Regions from separate parts of the Mus musculus genome. Here region 1 is linked to region 2. A link is a contact called in ENCODE Hi-C or POLR2A ChIA-PET data. All regions are on one chromosome and are shown on one strand. Each heading gives the region's core, a stretch centred on a gene start or an enhancer-like site at or near the end of the contact. The rest is flanking DNA. Distances are from core to core; before and after follow the strand shown. Region 1 overlaps Gm36617 (a long non-coding RNA gene). Region 2 holds the start of Mtss1 (MTSS I-BAR domain containing 1).

What was found. A loop is a pair of places that touch in the nucleus more often than their neighbours do. ChIA-PET counts read pairs that join two places held with the same protein, here RNA polymerase II (POLR2A).
Region 1: a loop to region 2 is called in a map of v-Abl transformed pro-B cells, with 2.0 times the contacts of the local background. The contact joins the enhancer-like site here to the promoter of Mtss1 in region 2. A Hi-C loop is called at or near these places in 2 of 37 maps with a recorded cell type or tissue (both v-Abl transformed pro-B cells). POLR2A ChIA-PET finds 5 or more read pairs at or near these places in 1 of 5 experiments (embryonic stem cell).

Annotation. Positions count from the first base shown.
Region 1 is chr15:59,261,977-59,266,507 of GRCm38, reverse strand. The region is part of intron 2 of Gm36617 (a long non-coding RNA gene); the gene reads right to left. Among named protein-coding and RNA genes, the nearest start is that of Gm36617, 18 kb to the right of the region's middle. Within about 2 kb of position 2,355, at least 1 of the 3 ENCODE cell types and tissues checked has a DNase peak (open chromatin) inside an H3K27ac peak, as active enhancers do.
Region 2 is chr15:59,079,229-59,083,585 of GRCm38, reverse strand. It overlaps Mtss1 (MTSS I-BAR domain containing 1), which reads left to right and starts at 1,560. Exons shown (of 15, transcript NM_144800.2): 1 at 1,560-2,130. The coding sequence starts at 2,059.

The DNA of each region.
Region 1 (4,531 bases), core at 1,106-3,605, 180 kb before region 2:
GATCATCAGTTTGGAGGCCCTTCCCAGGGAAGACTATTTCTCTTCCTTTCAGCATTCCTTAGCCACCTGTAGTTCTTTGTCTAAGGCTGAAGACTTAGGAGATTTGCCCCTTTCGTGTTAGCATGTCATTGGCCTTGTCTTTGTTCAGACCTTGTTTGGGCAGCCATCTTGAAGAGGCTTCATTGGTGGGGCTTCTCTGTAAGTCAGTTCACTCTTAAATGCATCTTTAGGTAAGTGGATACAAGGAACATTTTCATAATTAATTCCAATGTCAGCATAATTCTTATAAAATGACATTAATGTGCTACTATCTTACAGTATGTCGTCCATATTTAGAGTTCTATGATTATCTAAAAAGAATAATAATAAAATATTCTATTGGCTTAAACTGGGGTGTGTAGAAAGTCCTTCACTGCATAGGGGAACATGAACCTAGTAAAAGGGAGATCTATCCATTCAGAGGGACTGTGTCCAACTGCCACGTGCAAGAAGTATCATGTGACATGAATCCTTCCCTGACCTAACCCTCAGAATCCCAGGGTTAAAGACATCTATTTGTACTACACCACACACTTTACTAGGCTGAATACTCTCAATTTGTTTCTATAGGTTTCCCAATGACAGAGTTTTCTCTTTTCCTTCTCCTTTTCCTTTGATCAAGCTCTGTCTGGTGATGCTCCCTAAAGACACCTTACACAGAGTGCCTAGCCTTAGTCATCAGTTCTTGTTTGAGCAATGTTGCTTCTCTTGTATAGAGAGCTAATGACCTTCCTAGCCTTAGTCATCAGTTCTTGTTTGAGCAATGTTACTTCTCTTGTATAGAGAGCTAATGACCTTCCAGATGGGGAAACTGGTCTTAGTCTCCTTGTTTGATGCAAACGCAAAGCAGAGTCAACAACTCACAGCTTTGTCTGTGAAGAAGTCACTCTAGCTCCCGGCACTACTAATGTGCAGCTACTGTGTGGCTCATGTTAGAGAGCGTGGAGAAGACAGGGGGTCCTGGAGTCTCAAAAGCTTGGCTTACCAGCAAGATGACACAGACTCTGCAGCCAAGCTCTCTAAGTTCAAAGTCCAAACCTATCATGTACAAGCTGTGGCTCTTGGGTAAAATTCCTCTGTGGTTCACTTTCTGTAAAATTCATCTTTGGTTCTCTTATCTGTAAAATTGACTTGGTAATAGTACCTCTTTCTTTCTTTCTTTTTCTCTTTCTTTCTTTCTTTCTTTCTTTCTTTCTTTCTTTCTTTCTTTCTTTCTTTCTTTCTTTCTTTCTTCCCTTTTTCTTTTCTTTCGAGACAGGGTTTCTCTGTGTAGCCCTGGCTGTCCTGGAACTCACTCTGTAGACCAGGCTGGCCTCGAACTCAGAAATCTGCCTGCCTCTGCCTCCCGAGTGCTGGGATTAAAGGTGTGCACTACCACACCTGGCAATAGTACCTCTTTCAATAGGTTGTTGTGAGAATTAAATAAATCAGTGCCTGCAAAGTATCAAACAGTATTTGGCTCAGAGTGGGTGCTCCGTGGTTGTGATTCTTACTGTCTTGCATCTACCACCTTGAGAATATGTCTTCAGTTCCTTATTTTTAACTCAAGAGATTACAATCAATGGGACCTACTCATGGGAACTTTGTGAAGATCAAAGGAGAAAATTCATCAAAAACTGAAAGAACAGTGTCTGGTACATAATAAGCACTCAATAAATACTAGCTACTATTGATTTAGTTAGCACTTTGTACTTGCCATGGTACCAATCCCAAGTCAGAAGTCAGGTATGCCAGAAACCAACAAAGCAACTTAATCTACACTCCAAGCTTTAACAGTATCTCAGTCAATCTTGAAGATTCTATTTCCCCCACGATGTCCAGTCTGCGCCAAGGACCTGAGAACTTAGTCAATGTCCAGGTTTCCAGAGTCTTGCTGGCCCTGAGTCCTCTATCCACTTAGACATCTGTTATCTCAGCCTGGCAAGTCTCTGCTATTTCCGAACCACCCAAGGCCTTGCCCAGTGGATCTCCTGTCATAGTTGAGCTTCTGCTCCCCTAACATCCCCAAAGACCCATTGATACTTCCCTTATATTTTACTCAAGCATCTGGGGACCATTTCTTAGTCCCCAGGAAAATCTTGCTTTCAAATCCATTGACCTCCATGGAAATTGAGATAGAAAAGTTGGGTCACAGAGTCTCCCCAGAGGTAGAGAAGCAGCAGAGCTTGCTCCACAACTTGAATGTGACCCAGAGGAAAAGATTATAGAGGGAGTTTCCATACAGTGACCATCTAGAGAAGTTTTTTAAATGTCCACTGCCAAACAGAGTGTGATTCACATTCTCGTCCCTCACTGGACACCCGGGCCTTATGCCAAGAAGTCTGCAAAACATTAGAAGAGAATAAAGAGCTGAACTAGACAGTTGTCTTCCCCTGAGAGTTCCCCATCTGCACGAACACACACACCCCTCCAGAGGACATCTGGCAATCTTTAAGAGACATTTGGGATGGTCACCATTGAATGGGAGAAGGGTGCCTCTGACATTTTGTGGGTACAGACGCAAGGTGCAACCACACATCCTACAATGCATTCGACAGTCAGCCGCCCTCTCCCCTGCCCACATAAAGGATTAATCTGGCCCCAGATGTTAGCAACATAGAGGAGGAGGCATGAAAACTGTCATGCGAGGCAAGAGAGAGTGACAAGGCAATTGTGCCAGAGGCTCGTGCAATCAAAATCACTGTGAGGCCATTTACTTGAATCAGGAGGGTCATTCCTAGGAACTTATTTCATAGAAAAGGGTCCTCACAGGCCAGAGTTTCTATTTCTCACACAATTTTAGATAGCAATGCCTCCAAAGACAGCACGGAAGCAAACAGGAAGCAGCTGCTGATCACCCAACCACAAGCAGACTGCTGGCCTCCAAAGAAGGACGTCCTCCACTGGGTGGAGACTCGGGCTATCCAGCAGCCGGCAAGAGCCTCTCCATTCAGGTTGGGCTTCTGTTGCTTTCTAGGCATGGTAATTGGACAGGAAAAGTTGGCTCCTTAATTACCACGATGCTTTCTTCTCCACAGCCTTCCAGGAAGTGCCCATGATGCGTATATGCTGATAGAGGGTGGGAAGCATCCAGGTGGAGTAGTAAAAAAAATAAAAGCCCCTCAAAAGGTCAGAAATGAGGCAAGAATCTCATCTCATTGCTCTTGTTCTGGGATATAATTGGAGAAAGACTTGCAAGTTCCAGGGCGATCTGGTGCCAGTGAGGAAGAGAAGATAGAAGAAGAGGGTTTGGTGTTCAGGCTGGAGGACGGGTAGTAGAGCGGGGGGGGGGGTGAGGGGTGGGGGGGGTGGGGGGGGGAGGGGAGGTCATGTTGTACTGAGGGTGTTGACCTGTCCTTGGTGAGGGGTGAAAGCCCATGGTATGCAGGCAACAACACGGTTTTCCATTTCCAATGTGAAAGAGGTCTTGTTCAAAACAATGAGGACAGCTAGAAGATTATCTTCAGTGGTGGGATCTTACTATTCTTTTGACTTTTCAACTGCTTTGAGGGTATGGGGGAGGAGCTTAATTTATAAGAGATCCACTGTCGTTAATGGAAGCTACAGCCAAGAATTTGAGAGATGCTTCCTACTCTGCTTGTGAGGAGAGACCTCTGCCCAGCTTGTCTACATTTTTGACAAGATCTTCTCAGCGACTGCAATGGCTAGGCTGTCCTCTCCTCTCTGGCCTCTGTGGCCAGCGGTTCTCTTAGCCTGCTTCTGTCCCCCTGGTGCATTTCCCTGGCTGTGTAGATGATTTTCTGGGACTCCTATGTCATCTCTCCATGCTCTCTGATCCCTCCTCCTCCCTCACCACTCCCACTTGCTATTCTGATGGCTCTTTGGTCTCTCCTGCTTAATGCTTTCCCAGTGCTTTCCATGGGGCCACCATCACCTGGCACCTGGATCCCCGCAGTCACCTCCTATTGTGGTCCATCTGGTCCATCCTTCTTTCCTTGCCTTGCCCTAGAAACTGGATAGTCCCTTCTAAAATGTGCTTGTGATGACAGCTTCTTGTTAACACAGTCCTGGCTTGCATAGCCGTTAGCCCCTCTGAGTAAAGAAGATGCTGTTATTATCCTCATGACAGATTTGAAGGCAGAGGCACAGAGAGGTTGCTTATCTTGCCTGGGACCTCACTGCCATTATGAAGATATGTCACCATTGCCATCTGGCTTAGGCTTCTTGCAATGACTCTCAATCTTTCCAGGGCAAGCTCCGTACCTTCACCATGTTTTTTGTTTGCTTGCTTGTTTGTTTGTTTTCTGGCCCAGGCTTTCCCTCTCTGCCCAGATTTATCAATCTCCTCTTCCACATCACTCTGTAGGGCTTGATCTTTGCATAGCTGCCTGCAGGTCCTCACAGAAGCCTTGGAGGAGGTGGGCGTGTCACACTGCTCTGTCTTTGCAAGTTGTTTCTTTCCCTAAGATGTCTTTCTCCACCCATTCCACCGGATAGACACAACTCAAGGCTCACTTGAAAGTATGTCTTTCTACCAAGTCTTTGTGGGCCA
Region 2 (4,357 bases), core at 311-2,810:
AACACTGCAGGCTTGCAATAGGTGATCTGAAGCTAGATTGCACTTGATTCTTGGCCTGGCCTACTTTTATTGAGGATTTCCTGAGTGTTGACTTCCCTTGTATCAAATACCACTTGAAGCATTTTCACTTATTAGCTCGTGCAATGCTTAAGACAGCTATCAGGTAAGTACCACCATCACTCCTGGTTACCAAGGAGAACACTGTGGCCCAGAGGGCTCAGATAACTTACTCAAGGCCACAGGGTTCATGGGTTGTAAAATGGAGCTTGTACCAGCCAGTCCCGTGACTTGGATCATTATAATAACAGCGACATTAACATAAAAAAAAACAATTCCGGAGAACACAGCACGTGTCAAGTACTAATATGGGCAAGGTGCAGGTGAGGTATTTGCAACTGAATCTCCTTAAGGGCCGGAAGCAGCAGGGTTGCTGCACAGAAGTGACTTACAGAAGGTTTGGCCTCTCCAGATGTCAGGGAGAGTGACCTGAAGGAAAATACAAACATCAGTGTTCTGTGCAGAGTTCCCTACATTCTTTTGATCAGTGTTGAAAGAATGACTTACTAAACTGAGTTAATTGGGACTACAGCATTTGACAGGATCCTTTTGGTCAAGCTCGACACGGGTTCCGTTGACTCTTGCAAACGGTTCAATTAGGTGCTTTAAGATCGTTTACAAGTTGCCCATTTGATCCCCTACCAGACACCGGAAGACGTCAGAATAAGTGCTCCTGGCTACGGAGTTAGGCAGAGATGCTAGGGACACATTTATCAAGCCCACCTCAGTCTTTGGTGCCCTTTTTAAAAACTTCTCAAGGGGGTTTTCTGTGGCTATGGCAACCCTGGCTGGAAAACCATCAGCATTCCAGCCATATGCAGCCAACGATCTGTACAGACAGATGGGCAAGTGATTAGGAACCCTGATGCCCTTTGCGTTCGCTCAGCCTCAGCAGATCAATCTAGCGCCCTGCAACTTTCTGGAACTCAGCATCCCACCGCAGGATACTCTTCCCAGACTCTCCCTAATCTTGTAGCTGGCTCCCTGCAGCCGTGACTCGGGCGTTGCAGTCCTGACATCATCGAAGAGGCCTCTTCTCCAGAGGCTGCAGCAGCGACAGCAGTAACAGCTTTCCCGCCTCACTGGTCGCTCACCAGGTGCGGGGCGCAGCGCTCAACGTGCCGACCTTGCAGGTCCCTCGAGGGGCGGGGCCGGAGGTGCAGCGCGGCTTCCCTGCACGCTAGCTGCCATTGTGGGCGGCTGGGCGCTCACTCGCCCTCTCCACTCAGAGACCCTCGCCGCACGAGGCGCTCTGAACGTCCGGGAGACGCACACCGGGCTCGCCTACCCTCCCGCCAGCTCCTCCTTGCAGCAGGCGCTCTGCACGCCTCTCAGCCAGCGCGCGCTCCCAGCCCCGCCCTCGGGCGGCTCACGCACGAGCCGCGGGCGCGCGCCTCCCCCGCGCTCCCGCGCCAGACGGTCGCGAGCGCGCGTGCGCTCCTCGCAACATCCCCGGGAGCACCGCCAGAGCGAGCGCGGGGCCGGGCGCACAGGAGTAAAAAGGAGGCGGCGGCCGCGTCTGCGAGCAACAGATCCGGGCGACGCGAGCTGACCTCGTCTGCTGCTGCCCTTTTTCGTTCTCTCTTTCTTTATTTTGGAGTTTCAGAAAAAAATTATATTTGGAAGACATTTTTTTTTTTTTCGTAAATGGCGCTGGCCCCGGGTCAGCGGGCGGTTTTCTCTGCACCAAGATGGGCTTCGCCTTTTCCGTCGTGGGCACTCTTGGTGGCTTGATTGTCAGTCTTCTCCGGGCATTTTTGAGACCAGGAGCCGAGCACTGCACATAGGTGACTCGCCCTCCGGAGCGGCTGGGCGTCTTGGATTGGGACTTGGGGGGGCAGAGTGCAGTAAATTGCGAGCACCGCGTGCTCTCTGCAAAACCGGCGGCGAGCCGGAGGTAGGTCGCTCCCAGGGTGAAACCGCTCCCGGGCTGAGCGAGCCCGGCCCCGTGCGCAGTGCAGCCGCCCCGAGAGCGTGTCCTGTCCCCGCCGCGCCGGGAAAATGGAGGCTGTGATCGAGAAGGAATGCAGCGCGCTTGGAGGCCTCTTCCAGACCATCATCAGCGACATGAAGGTAGGACGCTGGGGGCGCGGCTGCTCTGACCTCGCCGCGGGGCTTCCCCTCCACCGCGGCCGGCCTGGCCCTCGCCGGCGCTGCCGGCCACCTGCGGGAGCTCTGGCGACCCGGGTGTCACCTTCTTACCCGCCGCACTGCTCCGGCTGTGCTGGGTCACTGGGCAGGCGACTTCCCGGGGGCTAGTGGGGGAGAGTCTGATGCCACTTACCAACCCCTGCATTCATAATCCCAGGGGGCGACACCATCTTGTTCCTTTGGGGGTTTAGGGCCCTAGTTCCAAGTTTTCCATTGTCTGTCCCTGGACTGAGTGTCTGCGACCCGTGGAGGATGGACGCCCTGGAGGACACCTGACTCCCTGGGTTTGGGGTGGAGTGCTTGGCGCGGTGGTGGAGCGGTAGTGGGGGCCCCTGCTTGGCTGCAGGAAAGAGTCTTCCGGCCTGGGAGATTGGGTGGCAGGGTTGTTACAAGCTTGGCTTTCAGGTCTACCTGGAGTAGGGGAATCTGAGCAAATTAGTTATTAATTAGTCTGTTCCAGAGCTGCTGATGGTGTTCCTTGCATTCCCCATACCCTCCCCCGGGGCTTGGCGCAGAAGTTCCCAGGGACCCCGAGCCTGAGAGGCTCACAACAGGAAGGCAAGGTTGAGGTTTCCAAAACTACTATACCCAGCTCTCTCAAACACACATCCACACCCCACTCTTCTCTGGGAAGGATTGTGTGTGCGTGTGAGTGCGCGCGAGTGTGTTGGGGGCGGGGAACAACCCTAGCCTTTTCCTGCAAAGGGTGGGACTGGAGATAACCTGATCCTCGATTGTGGGTTTTCTGGTGCTCAGAGGTACACCGTGACTTAGGTTACCCACCCTAATAAGATAGAAGCAGTTCCAGGAGCTGCCTGGAAGTGGGAATTGGGGGCGGTAGTGGGGGGCATTTTTTTCCAGTGTATTTAGGGAGCTTCTCTTTGGCTCGAGGCCAGCCCCAGTCTGCCTCAACAGATCCGGGGAGGTGGTGTTTAATTAAGCGCTCGGCTTCCAAAAGAGTGGGCAGGTTTGGAAAGCTGTGTTGGCGAGTGGGTGTGGACAGCCCCTCTTCAGCCGCTGCCTGGCGCCTGGGGAAGCTTTTGTCTGATGAAGTGTAAGGTTTGGAGAGGCCGTGGGCCTTCGCCATGGACTTTGGGGAGGAATGTTCAGCTGTCATGCCTGCCTCCTCCTTTTAGAACCAACTGTCACCTCATCTAGTGTGAACTTTGCCAAGGTGCCTGGTTGGTCCCCCTCAGGTCCATTTTGCAAGCCTACCAAGCTCGTGCCTTTTGTCAGAAATCCTTGTAGCCTAATCTGTAGCCAGAGCCTGCTCGCCCAGGAATGCCTCTAATCCAGTGGTTTGGAATTAGATGGATTAGTCTCTTCAAAGACAGCCCCTTTCATTCCTTTGCCCTCAATCCACATTGAATTATCGAAGTGTTCTTTTGAACAAAGATTGATGCCCCTGCTTGGACTCTGGTGTTTATTGTTAACTTAAATTTCACCCACTTTACTAGAGTCAAAACAAGATTTGGTTTGAGGCACACACACTGTATGTTGTGATGTGCAGAGGAGTTTTTTTTTTTTTTTTTTGAGGAGGTAATGATGTTTCCAGTCCCTGAATAGAAATGAGGAATCCAGGGATCTAAACCGATCCCTGACTTCAGCCCCAGAGTAATCACACCTGGAGTTTTCTCTACCTTTGATGATGATGACGACTACGACTATGACTGTTGTTATTTTAATCCAAAATCAGGGCTCAGTTCTTTTCAGTAGGTGGTTTGAACCCAAAGCCCTTCAGAAGGTAATCCTTCCCCAAGGATGGGGTTGTGCCACCTTCCACCCACCAGCTGGATGCCTGGTGTAGGCCCTGCCTAGACATTTGTAGGTGGAAGACCTCTTACACACCGCTCTAGTCTCTTTCTCTTTGAGTTTGGTAGATTTTTTTCCCCACTTGACAGTAGAATATTTCAGACTGGAGGCACAGCAGAAAACTACATTGTGCTTTGGATTCTGATTTTAGGCCCTTTGGGGGAAGAGAGGGATCGGGGAGAGAGAGCATGCAGGTTGTCTGATTTCTAAGGTTGTTTTATGCGAAAGGGAACTGCTAAATATTTACATGGAGTTTTCTTCCTTAGAAGCCTTCTTTTATGGAGTGGCCAGCGATGACACTTCAAAAGAGAAGTGACAAGATTAAATTGGGCTTTTT